Regions from separate parts of the Homo sapiens genome. Here region 1 is linked to region 2. The links are chromatin contacts, found by Hi-C or POLR2A ChIA-PET in ENCODE. All regions are on one chromosome and are shown on one strand. The core of a region is the stretch at or near the end of the contact, and the rest is flanking DNA. Distances in the headings are between cores, read along the strand shown. Region 1 holds the start of SRSF8 (serine and arginine rich splicing factor 8). Region 2 overlaps ENDOD1 (endonuclease domain containing 1).

The links. Hi-C counts contacts between places; a loop is a spot of excess contacts on that map. ChIA-PET counts read pairs that join two places held with the same protein, here RNA polymerase II (POLR2A). Pooled maps may share reads with other maps.
Region 1: a loop to region 2 is called in a map of mammary epithelial cell, with 8 times the contacts of the local background. The contact joins the promoter of SRSF8 here to the enhancer-like site in region 2. A Hi-C loop is called at or near these places in 20 of 168 maps with a recorded cell type or tissue (B cell, CD4-positive, alpha-beta T cell, Caco-2 and 17 more), 14 of 37 single-sample maps with no recorded cell type and 18 of 50 pooled maps. POLR2A ChIA-PET finds 5 or more read pairs at or near these places in 38 of 52 experiments (A549, A673, AG04449 and 30 more).

Annotation. Positions count from the first base shown.
Region 1 is chr11:95,060,958-95,068,168 of GRCh38, reverse strand. SRSF8 (serine and arginine rich splicing factor 8) reads right to left here and starts at 1,250. Exons shown (of 1, transcript NM_032102.4): 1 at 1-1,250. The coding sequence starts at 942. The coding sequence ends at 94. RefSeq lists enhancers at 65-174, 755-944, 669-1,426 and a silencer at 1,195-1,274.
Region 2 is chr11:95,106,476-95,113,720 of GRCh38, reverse strand. The region is part of intron 1 of ENDOD1 (endonuclease domain containing 1); the gene reads right to left. Among named protein-coding and RNA genes, the nearest start is that of ENDOD1, 20 kb to the right of the region's middle. RefSeq lists an enhancer at 4,406-5,605. Within about 2 kb of position 5,445, at least 20 of the 41 ENCODE cell types and tissues checked have a DNase peak (open chromatin) inside an H3K27ac peak, as active enhancers do; they include A673, B cell, HCT116 and 9 more, where a contact is called at or near this core.

The DNA.
Region 1 (7,211 bases), core at 1-2,500, 41 kb after region 2:
CCTCTTCTTCCAGGGACGTTGCTTCCATAGACTGAGTATGTGATCCTTTTCCCCCAAGTCCTCCATCACGTTGCTTCCTGATGCATCATTTTCTTAAGAGGACATCTGTCCTTCCTCTTCAGGAGACTTGGGGGGCCTCTTGGATCGCGACCTTGACTTGGATTTCCTCTTGGATACCCGGGGAGGACTCCTGGTCATAGATGAAGACCTGGACCGCGAGCGAGACCTGGAGACCGAGGAGGACTTGGATCGTCGCGCAGAGCTCGATTTGGAGGTTGATGCAGAGCGAGAGCTAGTGGAGGACCCAGACTTCGAGTGAGACCGGCTGCTGTGATATCGGCTGTAGCGAGAGTTACTGTAACCAGATGAGCTGTAGTGAGATCCGCCGTAGCGAGATTCCCTGTAGCGAGATCTGCTGTAGGGAGAGCGGCTGTAGCGCGACCGGCTGTAAGGAGATCGGCTGTAGGGAGACCGGCTATAGCGAGAACCCCTATAGCGAGATCGGCTGCGGGACCTGGAGCAGCTGGGACCCCGGGATCGGCTGCGGTGTCGCCGCCTGGGGCTGCGGCTCCGCCGCCCGTAGCTGCGGCTCCGCCGTCCGTAGCCGCCGCCTCTGGACCTGCCGCGTGGCTCTCCCTGGCGGCTGCGGGGCAGGTCCCGGCGGCCATAGCGCGCCACCTGCACCCGCAGCTCGCGTCCGTCCAGCTCCGCCCCGTCCATGGCGGCCTCGGCGTCTTGGGCGTCGCGCCGGTCGTGAAAGCGGACGAAAGCGAAGCCCCGGGGCGCCTTGGTGTGGGGCTCCCGCGGGATGTACACGTCGCCCACGCGCCCGTACTTCTCGAACACGCGCCTCAAGCTGTCGGGAGAGGTGCGGTAGGTCAGGTTGTCCACCTTGAGGGTGATCATGCCGTCCACGTCGGGAGGGGGGCGGCCGCAGCTCATGGCTCCGAGAGCAGCCCGGGCCCGGAAACTGGCGCTGCTCTGGGCGCTGACGGTGCGACCTGCGTTTCTTTCTCGCGGTTGCGCCCCGCGTGGGGACGCCGGGAAAGGCCGGGCGGAGAGGCGGGCGGCGGAGCTCCGCAGGGAGCGCCCTGGAGCAGCAACTTCCGAGTTCCCAATTTCAGGCCAAATACTCCAGGACCCAGAGGAAGGTTTCCTTTTGGTAGCTGAACTCCAAATGAAGCCAGGCCCCGAAGATCCTGGCCTTGTACCTGGGCAACATCCTAACCTAATCAGCGCCCAGCTAATGTAATCACTGGGCTGGATTTACATTAGACGTCCCACCCTCCCATGCTCCTCCCTATTATTCTACGTTTTAAACCAATCTTAAGAACAAAGCTAACTGATTAAAGGTCAATTTATGGGAACAGGCAATCCAGACAAATATTAAACAAAAGAAACCTAGGGCAACAATATTAATATCCAGTGTATTGATAGGATCAAAGGAGCACATTTCATAGTTATTGAAAAGAAAATTCACTAGGAAAACATTACAGTGATGAACTTAACGCACCTAAACACATAACAGTGACACATAGCCAAGACTGAGAGTTATAAGGTAAAACTGAAAAATCTGCACTCATGATGGAAGTTTGTTTTTTCCCCGTAACACCGTTTTCTCAGAAATCAATAGTGCAGAGAACAAAACTAGTAATGCTATAATAATTTGCACAACAAACAACAATTTTGATCATATAACCTGCAACAACCAAAAATATATAGAAAACAGAAGAATTTCCCAATACAAGACTACAAAATAAATGTCAATTAAAATTTAATAGGTCAATAAATTCAGCACATCTGGACCTCAGTGAAATAATATTGAAGGTTAAAAATAAAAAACCTGAATCCAATCATATTTACTTGAAAATTAATAACCACATTTCTAAAACTTTTTTTATGTTGAAGTCAAGCAATTAGTAAAACAAAACCAAAACAAAAAATAAAACATTAAAATAAAAATAGAATTACAAATAAAAGGGACAATATGTTTTTTTAAAAAGATGATTAATAAAACTGAAATCTAACACTTTTAAAGAAAAAAACAATCTAGCAATACTGATGAAGAAATACAGTTTCTAAATCTGGAAAGGAAATATACAGAAAGGGCCTAGAGCATCTTGGAGTGCTGGAAAATAAGGATGTGATAAATAGAAAACAAACAAAAGCATTGATGGGGTAATTTTAGAGGGGTACAAAAACCAATAAAACAGCTCCCAATGGCCAAATCTTGAACAATTTAAGGAACAAACTAAAATACTACTATATCATATTCCAAAATATAAAATAAATATTAATCTGTGCTGTTGTAAATAAATGATTAAATAAATTAACACATTGGAGAAAAGAGAGAAAACTCCTCTGCAGGAGAATTCTAAATTAATTAAATTAATTAAAACGTTGCTGATTTTGAAAATGTTATGTAACCTTATATACATAGAATTGTGCTTTTTATATTTTAATGTATTTTGTGTTTTATTTCCCTCATCTATGTGTTCCATGTAGCTGTACTTGATCCTGTTACCTTGCCGTAAGGCATTCAATGGTATAAATGTTTGTGCTGTTGATGGGCACTTGGGTTGTTTCCACTTTTGGCCTCTTACAGTGTTGCTCAGAACATGCTTGGACATGTATACTGGAGCTCATGTGTCCTCTTAGGTATGAATGGATCCCTTGTCACAGAATACAGGCAGCCCACTGTAACCTCTGGCTTCAGCATCAGTGAATTCAGCCAACTGTGGGTAGAAATTATTCAGAAAAAAAAAACAATAAAAATAAATAGAACATAATACAGTAAACAATTATTTACATAGCATTTTCATCATAATGTAAGTAATCTAGAGATGACTTAAAGTATGTTGGAAAATACGTATAGGTTACATGCTCATACCAAGCCATTTTATATATGGACTTGAAAATCCTCAGAATCCTCAGGGGTTACTAAGGACCAAACCCCATCCACCTGCAGAATATCAAGGGACAACTGTATGTGAATTCAAACTTTACCATGCCTGATTGTTTTTCAACAGTTTTTATCAATTTACACACAGGATAGCTGTGTATGAGGGTGCTCAGTGCTCTTCACTTTTGCAAACCTTTGGTGAATATCAGACTTTTTAGTTTTAGCCAGTTAGGTGAGGGCATTAAGATTTGTTTTACCTGTGATTTCGTCCCCACACAACAGCCTGGGGTGACACAGTGAGATTTTGTCACTTAAAACTTAAAAAAAAAAAATTCATTTCCCTAACTGCAAATGAGAGTGAGTAATTTTTTCACGTTCATTGGCCATTTGGGTATTCTTACTCATAAGCTGCCTATTATGTATTTTGTCCATTTTTCTATTGGGTTGGCGTTCTCTGCACTAGCTCTTTATATATAATGGATATCAGCTCTTTGCTGGATATGAGTAATACAATATCAGTTCACACTCCTTGGTTTGTCATTTCTCTCTTTTTTTCATATCTTTTGATGAACAGAAGTCCCTCTTTATTTCTAATAGTAAAATATTATTTAAAATAGCTAACATACCTGGTGACTATAACATGGCAAACACTGTTCGGTTTACTCTTGGTACAATAAATCATTTAATTCTTATGACCTATAAGAAGATTCATACCTCTAATTTTCAGATGACAGAACTGAGTCATTGAGACATTAAGTCACTTGTTCAAGGCGGTAGAGCTAGCACTGTTAGAGTCAAATATTTAAATGACAACCCCCAAAATGATGCCTTAAAACAAAAAAAAGACTTCTCCCTTATCAAACTGTAATATTTGAGCTGATATCAACAGTACCTCTAAGCACAGATACTGAGACCAGACACAGATACATGTACAGTTGACCCTGGAACAATGAGGGGATTCAGGGTGCTGAATCCCTGTGCAGTTGAAACTCCTCAAATACTTTTGACTCCTCCCAAAACTGAACTACTAAGAGCCTGCTGTTGACTGGAAGTCTTACAGATATCAACGGTTGATTAACACAGATTTTGTATGTGACATGTACTAAATACTGGATTCTTACAGTAAAGAAAACTAGAGAAAAGAAAATGTTTTTAAGAAAATCATAAGGAGGAGAAAATGTATTTACTATACTGTACTATATTTATGGATACCTTAACCATTTACAAGATGAATAGCCTGTCTGAAATGGCTGGCAACCTCACTGCAGACCTCAATGTACCCTACACATCAAGCAATTCAACATTTTCTTATACTGTCGTGACTTTTCTCTGCTTCTTGGGAACATTTCCAGCATCACTAGTGGCACTTCGTCTGGGCCCCATAGTATTATTCAAGCTTTAGGATATTGCCCTAAACATGATACTCAAGAGATCACTTTTTACTGTGATAGACAATTTACCAGAGAGAAAAAAATTGCTCAGGCAGAGATGATTAGCATCCTGCAGCATTTTAAGAGGATACTCACCACACGAGCTCACTGCAATGGCAAAAGGAAGAGGCTACAAAATTCTTATAATAATACAGTATTACTATAGTTAATTTTATGCAGTTATGATTTAATACTATATCTTTACATTTGTTTACATTTATCTCAACTTCAAATGGCATTATGTATGGTCTGTGTGTGTGTGTAAATTCTGATAAATTTTAACTTTTTGTAACAGGATTGTACATATTTTATGGTAGCAAATGTTAAAATACACTAATATCTATACATATTTTATGCATTCATGACACACCTAATTTTTTCTTATATTTTTCAATATTTCTAGAGTACAAGATACATCTGGGAGTTTTTTCAAATTGTTCTAAATCTCCAAAAAATTTACCAATACGGTTGTGGAAAAAAAAAATCCCTGTATAAGTGGACCCATGCACTTCATTTGTTCAAGGCTCAACTGTATATGTGGGAGTCTGTATATAATAAAGGTGGCTTACCAATCCCATGAAAAGCAATCAACAATTCAATAAGAGATATTGATCTTGGGGGGAAAAATAAAATAGAGCTCTACCGTGCACTACTTAGAAGAGTAAATTAGTGATGGATTAAAGACTGTATAAAAGAGAACTTTAGGGCTATTTGAGAATATACTGAAAAATGTGTTTATGAATTCAAGGTGGGAAAATTATCTTAAAGAAGAGCCAAAAGCACAAACCACAATGAAAATTTCTGACATATTTAACTCATTCCAGTATATGATGACATAAAAAATTGAGACAAGATACAGGCTGGAAGAACAGTTTTGTCATATGTAAAATAGACAATGAATAAGTATCCTGAAAACTTCCACAGATCAATAAAAACAATGAGTCAACCCAAAAGAAGGGATCGAAGCCTTAGAAAAGGCAACTCAAAAAAAAAGGAAATCCAAATGGCCAATAAATATGAGGAGATGTATAAGATCACTAGTAATTGAGAAAATGCATTGAGACACTTTTTCTCAATTTAAATTAGAAAAAGTGAAACGATCTGACAGTGTAAAAATGGGCCAAGATATGGGGAAACCAGAACTGTCCCACTGCTAATGGAGATAGAAATTGTAGACTGACCTAGCTATTCTTAGAATAATTGAAAACAAATATCAGTATAACCAAGGAACTCCAGTTCTATGCACACAGCTGTTCAAGAAAGTGTTGTTTGACATAACAAAGATGTGGAAATAATCTACATGTCCATCAGCAGGGGAATGAATAAAATAAAAAATTACACAGGTCTATTGACTCTGTTGGAGTCACTAGGATCTATATACGTAGCAATCTGTTCAGGCCTTGTAATATTGAGTTTTTAAATAGGTAGCAGGAGGAAGAGAAGTTGTTAAAACCAAACCTGACATATCATCTTGGCTCTGTAGACTTCCGACTATAAACAGGAAGAATATGCATCAAACTCATAATTGTTATTTCTCAGAAATGAAGAGAAGCCTTCAGAAATGAAGGAACAGAGGTCATGGGAGAGGACAAAGATGGCTCTACACTTGCTCTTAGATAATTTTCATTATCAATGTTCCTTGATTTTCCAAAACAAAACAGTACAGAATAGCAAAAGCTTATGATTGGACATGGGCAAACAGCTAGATATGGGCAAATTTTACAAAGAAGAGTGACCCAAATTGAGATTGTCAGATGAAGTAACATAGAATTCTAATTACAATTGCTTGAAGAAGCCCTCCACAGCCACCCCTAACTCCCTGAACTTTCCAGAAGACTAATTTAGAAACAAGTTTAGCTGTACTATTGCTTGCTCTTATTTGGCAAGAGAATGTAAAATATTTATGAAAGTAGCTGAATAGAAACAGGAGGACAATAGGAGTAATATTTTCTACAAATTATTTGTGTGTTTATGTTTCTTTTCTTTTACTATCCAAGATTTTTTTTAATGATAGCCATTCCAGGGCATCTATCTGGCTAGGATAAGATTGTGATGCTGCTGAAGATAACAAGCAGAAATTCAGTTCTCACATTCCAAGTTGGAACGTGAGCCAAGCTACCATCTCCAGAAATTGTCAGAATCCCTTTCTTTCCTGCACTTTTATGTCCACAATCCGACTTCATCACCTAAGTTTAGCAACCTCCAATTCTCACCTGGAATATAGGAGCAAGAAAGTCTCATTTTCCACTGAAAGATGAGTGGAAGTCGTTGGTGGAAGTAGTCATCCAGATGCTAACTTGATGGAGCTGACCCAAGGAACTAAAGAAACTTCTCCAACAGATTTTTATCAAAATCTCTGTGTTTAGCCTCACTTTTACATCCAACTCTAGAGGTACCTGGTGTCACAAAATCTTGATTCCTTTTGGTTCTGCATTGGGGATTCCATTGCCCTCCAGGTTTTCTCCCTGCCAGCCTAGCATTCAGCTTTCCAGTGTTTCTTAAGATGGTTCCCACTTTTCCAGCTGCTCCTGTCTTGTCTCCTGTTCAGTTTTCTCCAGTTTAAAATACATGCAATAAAAATGCATACACCATAGGTCTCCACATCAGTGACTTTTAACATTCATATACACCCATGTAATCATCACCCAAAAGGAGATGTAGAACATTCCCATGGCCCCATCACATTCTCTCATGCCAGGAGCTTTCCAGTCAATCCCTGCTTCCCACCAGAGGCAATCACGTTCTAAACTCGATGACCACAGCTTACTTTGGTCTATATTTGCAATGAGTATGAATGAAAATATACAATAGGTTTTCACTTTGGATCTGGCTTCTTTTCCAAATCTGATGTTTGTAAGATCCAGCTATTCCTGTTGCAT
Region 2 (7,245 bases), core at 4,196-6,695:
CCTGCACTTCCGTGTTTGTTGCAGCACTGTTCACAATAGCTAAGATTTTGAAACAACCTAAGTGTCCTTCAACAGATGAATAAAGAAAATGTGGTACATACATATGCACAATGAAGTACTATTCAGCCATAAAAAAGAATGAATTCCTGTCATTTGCAACAACATAGATGGAACTGGTGGTCATTACATTAAGTGAAATAAGCCAGCCACAGAAATACAAACATTGCATTTTCTCACTTATTTGTGGGATCTAAAAATCAAAATAATTGAACTCATGGAGTTAGAGAGCAGAAGAATGATTACCAGAGACTGGGAAAGATAGTGGGGAGTGTTGGGGAGGTGGAGACGGTTAATGGGTACAAAAAAATAGAAAGAAAGAATAATAAATAAGACCCAGTATTTGATAGCACAATAGGGTGAATATAGTCAATAACGCTTTAACTGTATAATTTAAAATAACTATAATAATATAATTGGATTGTTGGTAACATAAAGAATAAATGCTTTAGAGTAAGGATACCCCATTTTCCATGATGTGATTATTAGACATTGCATGCCTGTATCAAAATATCTCATGTTACCCATAAATATATATACCTACTATGTACCATTCCATGCCTGTATCAAAATATCTTATATACCCAATAAATATATACACCTACTATGTACCCACAAAAAAATTTAAATTAAAAAAAAAAAAGCTTCAGTAATTTGCCCAGGGTCACATGGTTAGTATGTGACGGGACCACGTGCCAACTTAGGAAGTCCAGCCCCATAGCTAATGTTCCTAATCACTGTTTCATATGCCTCAAAATGGGCCTTCGCATCAATAAAGTCACCATCTATTTACGGAAACAAGGCAGATACATACAAACTTAAACAGAAAATCAAAAGAAAAGCAACAGCATAATCCAGTTTATATCAACTGCTAAATAAATGTTAGAAAGAAAAGCAACGGAATTTCAGAGGAAGGAAGGGCACAATGAGTGCAGTCAGGGAAGACACTGGAGGAAACAATCCTGAAGTGGAACTTGAAGGATATGCAAGATGTTGACAGATTTGGTGAAACAGATAGGTCAGTAAAGCTTTAGCAAGATTTCTACACAAAGGCTTTAAGGCAGAAACAGGCAGCCTGTGAAAATAGGACACTAGGTAAGGAAAAGTGACAGGTTACTTGGAAAGGGCAGCAGGGGATCAGACGAAAATTTCAAAAACATTGTTGCATCCCATTTACCCTTCACATAACCCTACAAGATAGGTATCATTATCATCTCCATGTCAGACATGGGAAAACTGAAACTCAGATGAATGGCAGGTACAAAGTCATCAAACAAGCATGTGGAAGAACCAGGGCTTAAGCCCAGCTTCTCTGATTTCAAAGCTCCTAAGTACATGCCAGTAGCATCCCAAGTATCTGAATGAGGAGGGGAATGCTGACAGCCACAGAGCAGACACTGTGAGAGAACAGGAGGATAAAGGAACAAATGAGAGACAAAAATGGTGCTATAAGGAGAATCAGTTGTCTAGGGTCATGCCAAAAGTCAAGGGAGGAGAAAGCTTTGGCTAGGGGATGATCAACAGTGTGTGCCACCTGCTGCAGAGAGGAAAGAGAAAGATGAAGTTAAGGCCTAGGCCTTTGGTGATTAGAGACCAGTAGCGACAGAGGGCTCAGGAAAGAAGACAGCTGGTGGAAGTGACTGGGTATGAGCAACAGGAGACTGCAGCAAGAGGCCTCTTGTTTAAGAAGTCTTTAGGTAGAGGCAGGAGAGAAAGAGGACCTCGGCCTTGAGAGATAAGCAGGTTACAAGGATAAACAAACATCGTCTTCCATGCAAGGTAAAGGGAACACTGGGAGGCTGGGGCTACTTGAGTCTCTGCATGACATAGCATCTTAGGGCAGGTTACCTGAAGCTCTAAAGCAGGGGTCTCCAACCCCAGGGCCATGGACCAGTACTGGTCCACACAGCAGGAGGTGAACAGTGGGTGAGCAAGCGAAGTTTCATCTATATTTACAGCCATTCCCTAACACTTGCATCACCGTCTAAGCTCTGCCTCCTATGAGATCAGCTGTGGCATTAGATTCTCATAGGAGTGCAAACCTTATTGTGAACTGCACATGTGAGGGATCTAGGTTGTGTGCTCGTTATGAGAATCTAATGCCTGATGATCTGTCACTGTCTCCCATCACCCCCAGATGGGACCATCTAGTTGCAGGAAAACAAGCTCAGAGATTCCACTGATTCTACATTATGGTGAGTTGTATAATTATTTCATTATAGATTACAAAGTAACAATGATAGAAATCAAGTGCACAATAAAAGTAATGCTCTTGAATCATCCCGAAACCATCCCCCTGCTCCCCGGTCCATGGAAAAATTCTCTTCCATGAAACCTGTCCCTGGTGCCTAAAAGGTTGGGGACTTCTACTCTAGAGCATCCCAAGGGGAATGCTCAGAAGGCAATGGGTTGGAGGAGCAGGAAGGCACTGAACGGACTCCCATCCCTGAGGACTTCTGGGCTGCAAAATCTATGCAAATGTCAGGGGCCAGAGTCACCAGTGCAGATTTGCCATAGGGAGTTTGTCACTGAGGAGGGAGGAGGAGCTGTTTGTGGGAAGTGGCCTTCAGGGACATAAGCATGAAGATTTGGAGCCTGCCAGTACCAACACTGCTCGCTGGCCTCCTCCACTCCTTTTCTGTCCTTCTTTGGCCCAAGCACTCTTTTCTCAACTTCTCTAGAGCTAGAATCATGTCATCTTCACAAGCCGTTTCTCTGAAATAGCTCAGAGACATGACAGGGACAAGGGAGTTCCTTTAACTCCCTTCCCAGCATCAACCTTGTGCAAGTGTTTTGATGTGACAGAGGATCCCACAGGGCCAGAAGACTAAGAAAGAGATCAGGTGTCCCAGCTGAGACCAGTCAGGGGACTACACCATGGGACAATGGAGTGAGAGTAGCCCTGAGAGCAGAAAGGAAGTGACAGAATGTCTTAGAATGTACAGGAGGATAAGGAGTCTCTGCAGAGGGCTAGAATGACTGACTGGGAAGAATGGAAAAGGGGAGAGAGGCTTGTAATGTGTTACTAATGTTGGTCATTGGCTTTAAAAAGCACACACACACACACACACACACACACATACATACACGGACTTGAAAGTCAGCAAAAAAGAGTTGTCAGAGAGAAGGGAACCCAGTGTACCAGGGAGGGGGATCCTGTGCATTTGCCTCTGGTATTTTTTACAGACTGTAGGCTCCTCAAAAGTTGGGATCATCTCTTGTACTCCTTGTCTGCCTAAGTCATAATAGAGACTCTGTATATGGTAGGTTCTTGGTAGGTATCTGCTAATCAGTACACTGGTGACCATGATGGGATCAATGGAAGAAGAAGATGGGCAGAGCAAGGGGATGATATTGGGATCCCATGGAGAAGAGTCAGCGTCTTCTGAGAACCTCTTCTGAGAATGCAGGGGAGGATGAAAGGAGGGCAGATGAGGGCTGGTGTTGGCAATTACTCAGGGAAGTGGTGATCTGCTTCTCTGCCATGGTGGCCAGGGGCCAAGAGCATAGGGAAAATTCGGAATGTCTTTAGCCTCCGAAGGCCACCATGCCAGGGAATTTACAGAAGAGGGAAAAAGACCACTGAAAAGAAAGGCCCCATGGATGTCAGCCAGGACAAGTGGGGCAGGGCAGCTCTGCTGAGGCCAAGGTTTGAGTTTTTGTACTTACACCCCCAGCAATGATCTGCAGTCCAGAGACAAGAACAGAAAAAGAACTGGCCTAGGTGTGGTGGATATGAACCCTGGCAGCCTTGTCCCTGCAAACAGATTGAAGTACCTGACCTCCAAATCCAGGTGGGCATGGGCCCAAGGTTGCAGGTGCTAATGGCACCGCTGATGTGAAGAGACTGAGCAGTGCAGGTGCAGGTAAAGAGCAAGACAGGCTCAGTGGTGATGGGGAGGAGAAGGGTGGATTCTCGAAGGAGCAGCATGGCAGCAGGTAGCAGGCCAGGTGTGGCCCTGCTGCTGATGGGCAACTGGTGTGAGTGGAGACAGCGCCTCAGAGTGTGGGACACAAGTGGGCAGCCGAGTTTGGCAGGCTGACCTCCAAAGACAAAGCAGAGGAGTCTGCCACTGCACTGAGACGGTATGTTTATCCATCAGTCTGAACCACTGAATTGAAGGGCCAGGGCCAGTGCCCAATTATCTCTGTGTTCCCAGACCTAGCATGATGGTCCTGCACACCAGGGAGTGACTGGCATTTGTTGAAAGAATGATCTCATTTGAGCTCCACAACAATCTTCTGATGCACATAAGATTTCCTCCAATTTGCAGATGAGTCTCCAGAGAGAACTGGCTCTCCTCTAATTCTGCTCCTTGATCTGCTGCAAGGAAAAGGTGGTCCTGACAACAGACCATCAAAGTGGTTATTAAACTCTCAATGACTCTGACTCATGGAGGGTGGAGTTTCCTTCCCCTGGAGAATTTTAAGCTGAGGCTAGATAAGCACATGTAGGGGATGATTCCGACAAGATCCTGTGGTCAGGAGATGACCTAGGGAGCTATCCAACTCCGTGGGGACAAAGACGCTATTTCCTTAGGGGTTTGTTTTATTTTTCAACAAGAGTTAAAATAATAGAATGAGCTGAACAGTGGGTGTTCCCATTTTATTTCTGCTGTGTGAACTACAATATAGGCACACACCCACACACACTGGGATGTAAAAGGAATGCCAACACCCCTGCTGCCATCATCAGGTGGGTCAAAGAGCCCCTCCTTAGAAAAGATCGTGGGTGCAGCTGATAATGAGAACATCAGATAATCTTATCAGAGCTGCCTACAGGGGCCTAAAGGTCCTCTGCACAGTCACACACAGTAGGATGAACTCAATCTGAGGCTCGGGTGAGTCCTAGGAGAACCTACTTACCATGGGAAATACCCAGCGAGGGAAGGAGCTGCTGCCTTTCAACAATGGAGGGGGAGGATGGTGGGGCCACAGCAGATTAAGGACATTTGAGGAGGAATAAAGCATGAGGCCTTTTCAGCTCTCAGGAAAGAAAGTGCCAACCCACCCATTTCAGGAAAAAAAAATCTTCCGTGCTTGGCATCTAAAATACTCTTTATCCTCTTGGGAATAGAAACCGCTTTAGAAGAATTAGGGGAATGCTCATTTTTCTTTTTTCTTTTTTTGGGTGTCTGTGTGTGTGTGTGTGTGTGTGTGTGTGTGTGTTTAGAAAAGAGAAATGCAGAGCTTTTCATTTCCTGAAAGGCCTTTTAGCAGAGCATGTCCTTGTCCTCTCCGCCTTCCTCCAGTGAATCACCCTTCCTCTGGGCTCCCAGCACCACTCACACACCTTCCTGGCTGTGGGAAGAAGGACGCATTTCCAGCTCTGGCCTGTGCTGTGCACACCCGTAGGTGTTGGCAAACTGTGGGAAAACAAAGACAAATGGCTAAAGAGCTCTCTCCCGAGTCAGAAGACGGTGGAACGGAAGATAAAACGTTCGAAAGGGTGGGTGTTCTACTTGCATTTCAGACTTCCCTTTTTCTTGATTAGTTGAAAAAATAAAAATAAAAGGAGGAATTCTTTAAATTCACCAACTCCAAACTGGCAATAAATGCAGGCAAGAAAGCCCTGTGTGAAGGCCAATGGGTGGCCTGGGGGCAAACAGACTCTCCCGGGGACACCTCTGGCTGCTCATCACACACAGCGAGGAGTTTCAAGCTCCTCCAGGGAGCCTAAGAAAATGTGCGGACTCCGGCCGGGCGCGGTGGCTCACGCCTGTAATCCCAGAACTTTGTGAAGCCAAGGCGGGCGGATCACGAGGTCAGGAGATCGAGATCATCCTGGCTAACACGGTCTCTACTAAACCCCGTCTCTATGAAAAATACAAAAAAATTAGCCGGGCGGAGTGGCGCGCGCCTGTAATCCCAGCTACTCGGGTGGCTGAGGCAGGAGAATCGCTTGAACCCGGGAGGCAGAAGTTGCAGTGAGCCGAGATCGCGCCACTGCACTCCAGCCTGGGTGACAGAGCAAGACTCCGTCTCAAACAAACAAAAAAAAGTGTGCGGACTCCTTTAAGACCTTTCCAGACTGCAGTACCTTCTCAGGTTACATCAGCCCTGGTCTTCTTTGGTTTCCTTCCACGTTACTCACAGAAGCCTGTTTTCCACTCTGCTATCCTTTCCAGAGCAATTATTCTTAGCATTGACTGTGTGGTACAGAATTCAGAGGAGTCCCTTACATTGAGAAGGCTCCATTTCTAATTTTTTCCACCTTCTGAGTTCAGACAAGATCAAAGGTTCTTAGGCCTGGCTGCACATCAGAATCACCTGGGAGCTTTAAAAATATCCTCAGGCCTCACCCAGACCTTTTTTTTTTTTTTTCTTTTTGAGACTGAGTCTCGCTCTCTCGCCCAGGCTGGAGGGTAGTGTCCCGATCTCTGCTCACTGCAAGCTCCGCCTCCTAGGTTCACGCCATTCTCCTGCCTCAGCCTCCCGAGTAGCTGGGACTACAACCCAGACTTCTTAAACCAGTAAAAAAAAAGTTCCCCTCCACCCAACCCCAGCATCAGGGTGTTTTTAAATTTCCCCAGGTGATTCTAATACGATTGTAATAGGAACCATGGGGCTAGATCTCCATCAGGTTCTCATTGATCACTCTCTGAAGGAATTAAGCCCCTACCTTGACAGCCACTGCAGGAAATTAGTGATGTCTCCTTAAATCAATAGTTCTCAAATTCAACTGAATTAAGGAGACATCACTAATTTCCTGCAGTGGCTGTCAAAAATGCAGACTCCTGTTCTTCACCACAGAGATACATTCTATTCAGTATGTCTGGGGTGGGACCTCCATATGCATTTTCACCACCATCCCAGGTGATGCTGACGGGGGAAAGGGGGGGGTGTCTATGAACCTCACGCTGAAAAACAAATGTTTAAATCATTTTGGGGAGTGCCCTGGCTAAGCTTAATTTATTCCCGTGATATTGAGAGAGGAATTATCCACAAATCGCAAGAGCTGTCATAATGCCAAGGTAGAGAACAAAATACTGTGGGTCCTTTGGATCCTCCACCTATTAGATCAGCTAATATTCTGATCATGTAACATGTGTAAGCAAGGACTTCCTTCCTCAGTCCTAGGTGGAGTGAGAAGTCTACTTTTGCTATGCATATTCCTTTGAACATTTCACTACTCTAACACCTTCAATAACATCCTATTACTTCCTGATTAAATGACAAACTGGCATA